Linked DNA regions of Homo sapiens: regions 1 and 2 are each linked to region 3. Evidence: chromatin loops called from intact Hi-C (ENCODE). Cell type or tissue: endothelial cell of umbilical vein. All regions are shown on one strand. Region 1 overlaps LOC124902123 (a long non-coding RNA gene). Region 2 has its middle 160 kb from the start of FREM1. Region 3 holds the start of LOC105375980 (a long non-coding RNA gene).

Region 1 (4,000 bases), 160 kb before region 3:
GGGAAGAGCATTTCAGGAAGAAAACAAAAGCCCATACAAAGGCTTTAAGAAAGGGTGTGCCAAATGTGTTCTGAGGACATCAAGGAGACCATGTGGCTGGCCTGAGGCACTGAGGGGACAGTAGCAGGAGACGAGTCACATAGGTGGTTAAGTACTGACGAAAGTCAGATTTTACTCTTCTTGCAAGCTAACAAGGTTAGCCTGCACAGTTTTGTGGATTCTGGCAGAAGACATGAGAATCCTGGGTCAGAGAAAAAAATGCTTTATTACTCATGGCACAACAAGCGTCATGAACACTGGCACATTTGTGTCAATTCCCCTTGCCTGCCAAGTCCCACAAGGGTGATGTGGAGGGGCTCAGGTGGCTGCTGCACCCTCAATGGGTTTGTGTCACAGCAGAGGAGCCTCTCAGGGAACCTGAATCTTTTTTTTTTTTTTTTTTTTTGAGATGGGGTTTTGCTCTTTCTCCCAGGCTGGAATGCAGTGGTGCAATCTGGGCTCACTGCAACCTCTGCCTTCCGGTTTTGAGTGATTTGCCTGCCAAGGCCTCCCGAGTAGCCGGGGTTATAGGTGCCTGCCACCACACCTGGCTAATTTTTGTATTTTTAGTAGACACAGGGTTTCACCATGTTGGCCAGGCTGGTCTCGAACTCCTGACCTTGTGATCCGTCCGCCTCGGCTTCCCAAAGTGCTGGGATTACAGGCATGAGCCATCACGCCTGGCCAAACCTGAATCTTTTATAACAGACTGCAAGCAAACTTTCTTGCCCTTTCCTCGGAAGATAGACATTCTCTTTGCCTCACACTGAACAGTAAGCAAACCTGCCTTCTTCTCTGGGGGGAGACACTATATCTTACAAAGCTGCTCATTCCAAACAGTTTTGAAAAGCTAGTCTGGAACAAAGCCAGTCAGTACCTTTTCTTTGAGGTATGCAGAAAAGCAAGAGACCTATAATATTGTCTCTGAATGGCAGGTTTATAAGTAATCTTCAGAATGTAATGGGGCCATTTAAAAAACTTTGACTTTTACCCTGACTGAAATGAGCAACCATTGCAGTTTTCAGCAAAGGAGTGGCATGGGCTAACAAGTTTTGAAAAGACTGGATATTGAGGGTAGAGTGAGGTGGATGAGGTAGAAGCAGGAGACGAGGCCATCACAGTGACCCAGACCATAGTATGATGTCTGGGGTTTGGGCCTGAATGACCAGAAGGGTGGAGTTGCATCAGCTGAGATGGGCAAAGTGGCAGACTGAGCAGGTTTTGGAGGAATGCTCAGAAGGCATTATGGACATAATGAGTTTAAGATCCTTATTAAGGATCTTATAAGACATCTTGATGTTGAGAGGGCAATTAGATAAATGACACTGGAATTTGGAAAAGAGGCTTGGGTTGAGATAAAAAGTTGTGAGTCTTTGGTATGCAGATGGCATTGAAAGCCATGTGACTGAAGACTTATGAGAAAACCTCAGGAAATGCCTCCAATATTTCATCAGTAATTATGATTTTGGGTGAAATACATGTTCTGTTCACCCTCAAAGCTGAATTAAGCCTGCTAAGATTCAGATTGGATAAAATGTAATATAGATGAAAAATACTAAGCACAAACTTAAAAATGAGGTCTTCTGATAAAACAATTAGGGCCTTTGTCTGGCTTTTTGTAGACTTCCATATAGCTAAAAAAGGCAAAGTGTCATTTGAGCTTTAGAGGAAGGGGAGAGGAAGCCAAGCATAAAATCTCAAATTTTAATTAAGAAAATTTGACAATGTTAAACAAGAAGCAGCTGCGAGGGGGGAGATTTGTGTGCATTTTTAGCCCTGCTTTGAAAGCCTCAGATTGATTGTCTTTGGAGCAGAATGGAGCAAATTGTCACAAATCTTGTTTTCTGAGAAACCAGTTATGTCAACATTACAGCATGCCACAGCCAGCATGCCAAAAATAACACGAAAAGGAACGGCTGCAAATCTATTTAGGATTAAGCCAGTAATTATTGCGTTTGTGATCATTTCCAAGAATTGTTCCTACCCAAATATTAAATGGAAAATAAGAGCTCATTCCAGCCCTGAAAGTTTTCCATCTCATTTTTTTCTTCACTCACTAAAGATTTATGTTAATAAACTATTAATAGTTTTAAACAGAGAACTTCTATGTTGAAATTAAAAGCAAAGTCATTTTAATAATATGTTGGAGGCTTTATATTTTTCTTTATTAAAAGAGAAAAACATTTCTCTTTTTTCTTTTTATTTCTGTGTCTGAAGTTACTTATAACAATAAAACTTCTTAAAACCCAGACTGAAGGCATGTGTTCATTTAAAGTCTTGAGACACCACCTATTTCCTGATCTCCTCTACATTATTAAATAAGCAAATCTTAATTCATCCAAAATTCTAGTTGGCAAACTCTGGGTGACCATGGAGATTAGAGTGGTGATAAGGGAACCGGTGTAGTGATGGAGCTAACCTCTCTTTAATTTGGCTATTAAATGGCTTCTCCGAAAAGAGACGGAATCCCTTATTTCAGGAAAATGGATTTAAAAAAAAATGATTACAGCATAATTATTTTAAAAATACGCTTTAATATTTATCTGGCTGCTTCTTCCCCTGTTCCCATATTCCCCCTACAAGTTAGGTATATCAGCAGATCATGTAAATATTTATAGTACTTGTTAATCTATTAGGAAATGTATATTCTGACATTTTAGCGCCATGGGGGATTCTTTTTTTTTCTCTAATTTTTGTCTGAGATTTATGCATAGCTTTTATCCAGTAGGAAGAAGGACACATTCTTCCCCTACCCTTTCTCGCCCAGGTGAGCTTCCTAAGGCCAAATCACGCAAAGTTTGACCACAAAAGGTGACTTACTGACTAGCTGTCAGAAAGATGAATGCTTCCTTTAAAAATAGCAGCATGGTGTTCCTTGTCAACAAAACTGTGGCTCTTAGAAAGGATGCCATAGGCCTTATGGTTAGGACCGTCTGGGTAGGTTCAGTTCATTTGTAGAACAAAGATTTCTGTTGCAATGCTCTTTTAGCCATCCAGCTTCATTCGTTTTAAGGGCTAGACCTTGTTCTTCAGCCATTTGGCAATCTGTGTATGGAGTACTGGATACAGTGTGGTTTAGTGCAGTGGTTCCCAGCTTTTCACATCTTAAATTCTACAAATCTTTTTTCGGGGAATGGGGAGGACGAGGTGGAGAGGCACCTGTTATTGCTGTCTAAGCAGAAAGTGAGATGGCGTGAGGGTGCGGGGAGGGACGGTATTGCAGATTGGAGCACTACCATGTACCTTTAGGATGCCCTCCTCCTCATCTTCCTAGATGAGCTCTGTGTCCCTAGACTTAGTTTACACAAACACACAAAAAATAGTAAGTGTCCATGATTTTGATTATCAAAATAATCCTTGGCTGGATAATCATTCTTGGGCGATATTGTTGGGGCGAATGAGGGGACTGAGGGAGCACAAAATCTCAATAACTGATGCTAAAACCCTGTGTCCCCCATTTGGTCATGGAGCAACAAGTCAATACCAGGTCAACAGAATCTTCTATACTTAAAATCCATTTTCGTGGCTCTTATACAAGCCACTGGGAAGCCCACACATTCAACATTTGTTCCATTTTTCCTTCCAGATTAACTTTATTTTTCCACATCCCCGATAGTGATTTTTCCATTAACATTTGATGCTCAATTTTCATTTTCCCTAACATTGGTCCCTGGAAGTCTTCCAAAATCTTAGGAAGCATAATAGATTTGATTTCATCTTGTTCCTTTCTCACCTGTTTTTTTTTTTTTTTAATAAAGCTGGTTTCTTTCTTTATTTGAGCAATCTTCTGCTCTCCAAAGGAAGACTCTTTAAAGCTTAGTCCAAAGGAAAAGACTCCTATTCCAAGGCCAGCAAATTTCTTCCTCCACGTGGCCTCTAGCAGCCAGCCAGCCACCAACTGGCCTCTTGTTACAGCCTTTTGTTGACTCTCTTATGGATGCTGCTAACAGTCTCTAGCTTT
Region 2 (4,000 bases), 76 kb before region 3:
CACAAATGCATATGGAGACTACTTTGCTTAACCTTCCCAAAGGAACCTGCAGACATTTGCCATGGTCACTACACACAGAACAGGTAAATACCTCAAACTTCTAAGGCTTACTGAGCATTCCGTTTGGAAGAAATATCTAAAGGCATAAAGGAGAAAATAATTTCTCATAATCACACCACTGAGAGCTTTTTCTTTTCTTAATGTTATAATCCTAAGTTCTTCTATTTCCTGTGTTCTCATCATCAGTTTTTTGGTAATGATTTCTTTAAACAGGAAGCAAGGTGAATGAATAGTGAGTGTTCAAATGTCACATTATTTGCTAATTAGTAATTAAACTGTAAAACAGGACAGACTATGTTTTCCCCATGCTATTACAACATTTGGTTGTTAATGATGATAAACTAGAATACCTGGGCTTCAGAAATTTAAGTTCTTTGTGTGAAGCTTGACAGTCTTTGACAGAACTTACTTATGGACTGTCTCAGTGTAAAATATGCAAATAATAAGAAATAAGCCAAAACTTATGTGAGAGTAGGCATGGTTACTGATATTATCAAAACATAAGCTTTCTATTTCTATTATACTTTCATAAATAATCCTTTAAGAATCTTGCTTAGGATCTAAATCAGTCCTACTCTTGGCAACTCAGATAGGTTCTTTATCACTTGATGAGAACTAATCTATTAATATAAGCCATTGTTATTTGAAAGTAACATTGTGTATTTGTAGAAGAGATAAGGCAGTTATTGGGCTTGCTTGACTGTACTGTATTTCCTCAAACATACTGTAGTATCCTAGTGTCTATGCGTAAGATGTTACTTGTTTTCCATAATTTATGACCCATTGTAGCCATGGGTCAACACAAAGGAACTGATGGAGACAGGCAGCTAACAAATCGAAAAAAAAACAGAATCAGCTTCCCTGTGAGGAAGAACAAAACTATAATGATTAAAATTGATCTTCAGGCTGATAGTGAAGAGGCAGATAAAGTATAAAATTGTGAAGCATATCAATAAAGTAAACATGGATCTGTATACTAAATCCCTGAGTGCTATAGCCAGGGATTACCTTTGTTGGGTAAATTGAATTTAATACTACTTTTCAAGGTGAGATGGTAAATAGTGAAGCTTCCTACTTAAGTAAATAATGTCAAATCTAGAAGTATAAGTAGATTCAAAATAGAATCAGTTTGATATACTATTGATAGATTAGAAATTAAGATGACATTTCAGAAATAACCATCTTTAGGGGTAGATTTCCTATATAGAAACAGTCAAGCTCTCTCAAAATGTCTCTTCCTTTTTTATCAGGAAAAAATACTTGGCTTATTTGGACTGTTAGTTTTACACTTTGACTTTCTTCTTAATTTGTTCAAGATGTTTAAGTAGTTTTGGAGGTCAAATTTCTTTCTTGTACCAACCCTTTATAATGGATTTGATCTTTTGGGCCTGAGCCTCCATTTACTCCATGAGGGGCCTTTAAAAATTATTTAAATGTTGTTTCATTCAAAGTGAGCATATATACATATATATATATAGCACTACTAGGTGCTGTGGAGAATTATGATAAAAATAGTAATATTAATAATAACTAATATTTATTAGAATTTCCTGTTAGCTGAATACTGTTCTAAGTGGTTTTTTTGTTTTACTGCACTGCAGCCTGGGTGAAAGAGTAGAGTGATCATAGCAAACTGTAGCCTTGAACTACTGGGCTTAGATCCTCCCGTCTCACTGTCCCAGGTACCTGGGACTGCAGGCATGCAACACCACATCTGGCTAATTTAAAAGACAAACATTTTTATTTAGAGAGAGTCTCACTATGTTGCCCAGGCTGGTCTCCAACTCCCGGGCTCAAGCGGCCCTCCTGCCTCGGCCTCCCGAGTAGCTGAGATTACAGGTGTGAGCTATTGTGCCTGGCTTGTTCTAAGTGCTTTACATGTATGAAATCATTTAAATCCTCATCACAAGTTGATGAAGTAGGCACTGTTATAATCCCCATTTTCCAGTCGACAAGATTGAGAGGAGGAAATGTTAAGGAAAAGTCAGAATTCCATCCAGATACTTGGCTCATACTCTAATCATGAGGCTAAACTGCTTCTCACTACAAGTATCTTCATAATAACTGTGTTTTAAGTCTTGAACTTGCGTTTTAAGTCTGGTAGAGGCATAAGAAGTTTAAAACAAAGAAACAAAATCCTGAGGAAGTTCGTAAACTTCTAGTGAATGAGAGAAATGATAGAAATCTCTTCTTCCCCTAAAGTCCCAAAGTTCTTAGGGGGAGAGGAGATGAGTCTCCTTTTGACAAGTGTTATCAAAGCAGACTGTTTTCACATACACAAGGGAACTCGATAGGGCATTCCTGATGCATATAATAAAATGAGTAAATGCTGTGATGGGAGGAAATGCCTAGTATGTTGTTCTTGGGTTAATTTGATACAACAAAGGCAGTTTTGTTGTGACTCAGTAGAGGGGGTAGAGTAGAAAGGTGGAAGTTAGAAGAGTGCCAGATCCTAGAGGACTAACGATGGGCTTAAACCACACAAAGTGTAGCTTTGCCATTGAAATAAAAGTTTGGGGTCTTATTTTTTCAAGTTTCTCCCGAAATTATTTCTTGACATTCATTAGATCAGCAATGTATCTAAATAAAGTTTTTTTGTTTTCTATTATAATAGATGTTTTTCCTTTTTCTTCCCTCTGAAAAGTATGAGTAGTTAGCATTTTTTGCACATTATTTGAAAATCTAGGTGTTATATGATATTCTTATTGCCAGAGGGACATTCTGTAGGCTCTTTATAAGTGATTTTAGGATTCAGATCCTTATTATACTTTTATTAGCACTAATATTTTATCCAACTAGAAAATTAAACTTCTTCTTAAAAATTAATTCATCTAAGTGTCTGTAAATTAAAGGAACAACTAAAGATTCTTTATGCGGTGTCAAAAACTCCTTGTTTCTACAACAATAGTGTAAAACAAAGCCTATTTTTAAATATATTTTGCCCACAGTATTTGAATTTCAAATCTTCAATAAAATCTGGTTCATATTACTACCTTTAGCTTGATTTTCTAAAAATAACTGATACTTCAGTATGGTTATAATCGTAAGTTCTAACCATCGTAAGAACATAGGAAATAGAAGAACTTACGATTATAATTATAATTTAATTTTATGCCATCTCATGGCTTGTCAGAAATGCTTTGTATCAAGATTTCAAAGTGTGAACAGATTTCCTGCCACATTGATTAAGTTTGTAATTTTGGCTATTTTCCCAGCATCGAGGTCTCTGCCTTGTGTTTATGCAGGAGACTGGTAGCTTAAATTGTACTTTAAGGTTTTGTTTTTTGTTTTTAAATTAACACATGTTTAATTTCTAGTTTCTTTGTAGCCCTTTACAACTTTAATTAGGTAATAAAATGGATTTACTCTGATTTCTCTAATAAAATTTTAAATTTATTAAATATGAAATTTAGCAAATTTAATAAATCTTTTTATTCATGTACTATACAGCTTATCTTATATGCAGAGGTAATAATTGAATGTGGAACTTGTTTCCAATTACATAGATGTCTTAATATCCACTTTATCATCTCTAACGAAGGATGTGTTTTTTTATTTTGAGGTGGCAACAGAACAGAAAAGAAAACAGTGAATTGAGTAATGGGCTTAGCATTGCTGCTGCCTGGTTGTGTAACTTTGGTAAACTTCTTTGGGATTTGGTACTAACTTACAAGTCTTTGCAGTTTAGACAGCTAAATATGACTGAATGGCTGAACAAATTTTAATAGCGTATGCTTCTTTTATACAATTCATTTACCCAGTAGAGGTTTAATTGACCACCTGCTAAATGTGAAGCACTATTCTTGCCATTACCTTTTTAATCTTGGATTTGGAGTCCGCCGACATTCTGGAATTTCTGCTATCAATTTATAACATTTACTTTCCCCTCCATTACCGGGATGGCCACTTCTTATCAGTAAGGTCATGGAGGGAGAAAAAA
Region 3 (4,000 bases):
TCCAACCAAATGCAGACTGGAAAATAACAGTATTCTTAGGATGTGAAATCCACTTAGAGAGAGGGCCAACTTTTTGTATACTCGGGTTCCACAGGACCAACTTTGGAACTTGGGTATGCTCGGGTTTTGGGATATGTGAGAGTCCTGGAACCAATCTCCTTCATTTACCAAATGGTTACTGTATGGCTACACAATATGGACCTATCTATATTAAATATTTTTAATGAGGAAAAAAGTTCTTGATTATATGCAGCATGATAGCCTTTTTATGAATTTCAAAAACTAAAAATAAATATTATTTAGGTATACATTCATAGGAGATGAGCCTATTTTTAAAAGGCAAGGGAAAACAAAATTCAGGATAGCTACATTGAACATGAGTGACAGAAAGAAGGCTGAAGGGAGAGGAGAGGGACATGTGTAGATGTAGAACTACTGTTTCAGTTTTAGGGTTGGGCAATGGGTTCACAGGTGTTTGTTATATTACTTAACATAAATAAGCTCAAAAACAATCATGAATTGAACAATGGTAACAGTTTATTGTGCCAAGGATTATAATGCATCTGATTTAAAAAAGAATGACGCTGAACAAAAAGGCTGTTGAAAAATGAATCCAAAAGTGAGTATCAATAGCAAATAGTAATAGTAAAGATAATATAATAGTAAAAACAAGTAGTAAGTCATACTTATTGAGAACTTATCTTGTGCTATTTCACTGTTCTAAGCACCTTCTGTGAATTAACTCATTTAATCCTCAACTATCTCATGCACTAGATACTATTAACCTCATCTTACAGCTGCTGAGGTTAACCTCCCTATGTCCCTAACTAGGAAGTGGAAGAGAAGGGATTTAAACTCAGGTTTAAGTCTGGCTCCACAGCAGATTCTCAACCACTTCCTGTTGCTTCTCCAACTGTAAATATAGAACAGTAGGAACATATGAAGTCCCGAGCTATCCTATCTTCTGTTTTTATAACTGTCTTTGGTCAGACTTTCAAAGACTGGCTCCAACTGAAGATGTTAGAAAAGGCTTAATCTGCCTTGCTGAAAGGCAGTTTTGCTTAATGGTTAGGTTGCCTGGGTTGACTCCTGACCCTACTGATTTCCAGCTGATTTCCAACCTTAGGCAAGTTACTTAACCTCTCTGTGCCTTGTTTTCTCATCTGCAAAAAGGGCATACAGTACCTCTATCATAGGGTTGTTACAAGGAATAAGTTATTATATGTAAAAATACACAGAACAGTCCTAGCACATAATATGCAAATGCCGGCCATTATGGTTATAGCCTCTATAGACTCGCCTTCATTTCTGCTATTGTATTTCTAGTTAAGCACCTCACGCCACCAAAGCAGTTCTTCACTGAACCTTCAAAGAGAATTTTTTCAGCTCTGCCTTAACTCACATACTAGTTCAGCATCTCCATATCCCTAACAACTAGAATTTAGGACAGCTGTCCCCTTCAGAGGCTGCATTTCTCCTTTACCCTGGTATTCCTAGAATGCATGACCCAATATGAAGAATGCCTATACAACTGGCCCTTTACTAGTTAATTAAGCCCTCCAAGAATGTCTCACACCCTATCCGATTTATAACACTGCCAGACTAAGTTTTCTAAAACTTTAGTTATCACAATGGCACTTCCTTCCTGTCTGATTCCCCTTATTGCTACTGTAGTGGTTACAGAACTTCCGAAATCGTAGTAAAATATGAGATAATGCACATACTTTTCCCCCCTCCCCTCTCATAGTGCTTTTATGATCAGGTCCCTCTTACTTTCCCATTTCTCTGGCTCCAGCCAAGCCGAACGCTCCACTATGCCCAAACATCTCCTACACTTTTACGTCTCAGACTCTTCTCTGCCTTCAAAACCCATTTTCAAAGAGTTGTCTTAAAAGTCTTCTTTAACACCCCCTGGGACTTGTTAAATCCTCCTTCAGTGTTTCCATAGCACTTTCTACACACCAGCATTATAATCCCAAACAAAAAAGTCACAGTAGAATGCATATTCGCTTGTGCCCCTCCTCCCCAGGCCGGAGGCTCTACATGGAGAAGGGGCAGGCGGGTTGACCCCAAATCCGCAGGGCCCCGCACAATGTCTGGTATGTAATCGGTTCCCAATCTATCTGGGTGGGCGAATGAATGAAACGTTGGTTGGCTTAATCCGTTTCCCCAGGAAATGCGCCAAGAGGAGCTGGGCAGAAAATGCAGAGGCGCTACTTTCCTGGTCCAATCCCCTACAGAGCGCGAAACAGCGACCTGGGCAGGGTCCCCGCAGCAAACCGCAGACCCCGGACACACAGCAAGCTTAATAGTCACTGCATGAATGAAACGCGCTGCCTCCTGGTACCCTGGCTGTCATCCAAAGCCACCTGCGTAGCCCCCACAGCCTTTCTGGCAGTATCTGCGGCCCCGCCCCCGCGCCGGGCCTGCGCTTCCAGCCACCGCCCACCATTCTGCAGCTGCAGCGCCAGCCGAATTCCCGGATCCGCGGCCGCTTCCGAGAGCAGCCAACTGCTTCCGGGTTCAAAAGCCTCCAATGCGAATCCCAGCGCCGCTCGGGCGCGCCAATTTAGGGAAAAGGCTCCGCCCATGCCCCGCCCCCTGAGACCTGGCGCCGGGCGCTTTGAGGCCCGGCTTACTCCCTTGCTGGGTATGGGGAAGGGGCGTCTTCTGTCCTTGTGGTCCGCTTCTAGGCTTTTTGGAGCATCTTCCAGGGTCACTCCAGAGACCCCCCCAGACTACTGAATCTGAATCCGTTAGGGTGGTCCAACCTTCCTCTTCAGGTGTCTACTAGAGGCAAGGTTGGATGTATGCGGCTGCCCTCAGTACAGCCCCTTCCTTGTTTTTTCTTCATTTGTGTTTACTTAAAACATTAATCCTTTTCTCCCTCTCCTCCATCCCTCTCCCTCCCCTACTATACAGTTATTGACTTACACTAATTCATTCCCGATGATCTCCCAGAAGGAAATAAGTGTCTGTCTGTCTCTGTCTCTGTACCATCGTCTTCTTGGTACAGTTCGGACTATTTTTTCTCTACACCCCAGTTATGCAAAGTGTAGTCCCTGAACCAGCAGCCTCAGCATCCTGAGGGAATTTGTTAAAAACGCGAAATCTCAAGCCCTACCCAGACTTACTGAATCAGTGTCTGCATTGCAACAAGATCCCCTGGTAATTCCTATGCACATCAAAATTTGGAAGGCACAGCTCTCAACTGATGTCCTGGGTCTCCTTCACATCCATCCTGGGAAGGTCTTATTCCTCATTCCTGAGGTGAGTTCCCTATTTCCTGAGTCTGTGTCTTTTTCTTGATTATATAGCCTCATGTTGTGGAACATATCCGCCAATAGTTCCTTGAGGGAGGTTGCTTCCAGGTCTTTTTTCCCACAGAGCGTGCAGGTCTGGAACTGTTTTTATTCTGGCTGAGTTCTAGGTTGAAAATAACTTTCACTCGGAATATTGGAGGGCTTGCTCCACAATATTTTAGCTTCCAAAATTGTTGAGAAACTCTACGTCATTGCATTTCCTTCTCCTTCTCAGGTCACTAAATTTCTTGTTATGTAACCCGCTTTGGTTTCGGTTTTGTTTTGTCTCAAGAAGCTTTAGGATCTTCTCTTTATACCCAGCGTTCTAAGACACAATCGAGTGTCTTTCTTATGGGTCTTTTCTCATTCCTATTGATCAGTTTTTCAATCCTGAAACACATGTTCTTCCGTTATGGGGATTCTCCTGGTATTATTTATTTGATCGTTTCTTTCCGCCCTCTCTTATTTTATCTCTTATTTTTTGAAATTTGTTATTTAGATCGTGGACCTTCTTGGCTGATGTTTTTTCTTACCTGTCTGTCCTATTTTCTATCCCTTCATCTTTTTATTCTACTTTCTCTGTGACTTTTTCAACTTAATTGGACAAATGATTATCAGATTACTTTATTTCTTTTATTATACCTTCATTTCTAAGTGCCCTTTTTATTCTCTGTTCTTTTATAGCATTACATTATTGT

Evidence for each region. Peaks named below come from ENCODE experiments on the same cell type or tissue, not always from the same donor. Only the 100,000 strongest peaks of a DNase experiment are listed, where the experiment ranks them.
Region 1: a loop joins it to region 3, with 9 times the contacts of the local background. A loop is called at or near these places in 2 of 110 quality-filtered maps.
Region 2: it touches region 3 in a loop (2.0-fold over the local background); 3 of 110 quality-filtered maps call a loop at or near these places.

The regions. Positions count from the first base shown.
Region 1 is chr9:15,153,908-15,157,907 of GRCh38, reverse strand. All of the region lies in intron 2 of LOC124902123 (a long non-coding RNA gene), which reads right to left. Among named protein-coding and RNA genes, the nearest start is that of TTC39B, 150 kb to the left of the region's middle. In endothelial cell of umbilical vein, no CTCF peak of the experiment used is centred here; DNase peaks (open chromatin) are centred at 1,917 and 2,847; H3K27ac peaks cover 1,480 bases.
Region 2 is chr9:15,067,711-15,071,710 of GRCh38, reverse strand. No RefSeq gene overlaps it. Among named protein-coding and RNA genes, the nearest start is that of FREM1, 160 kb to the right of the region's middle. In endothelial cell of umbilical vein, no CTCF peak of the experiment used is centred here; DNase peaks (open chromatin) are centred at 780 and 2,370; H3K27ac peaks cover 1,010 bases.
Region 3 is chr9:14,991,799-14,995,798 of GRCh38, reverse strand. It overlaps LOC105375980 (a long non-coding RNA gene), which reads left to right and starts at 2,604. Exons shown (of 5, transcript XR_929491.3): 1 at 2,604-2,650; 2 at 3,045-3,270. It also overlaps the pseudogene LOC389705. In endothelial cell of umbilical vein, no CTCF peak of the experiment used is centred here; DNase peaks (open chromatin) are centred at 1,778 and 2,478; H3K4me3 peaks cover 1,294 bases; H3K27ac peaks cover 2,058 bases.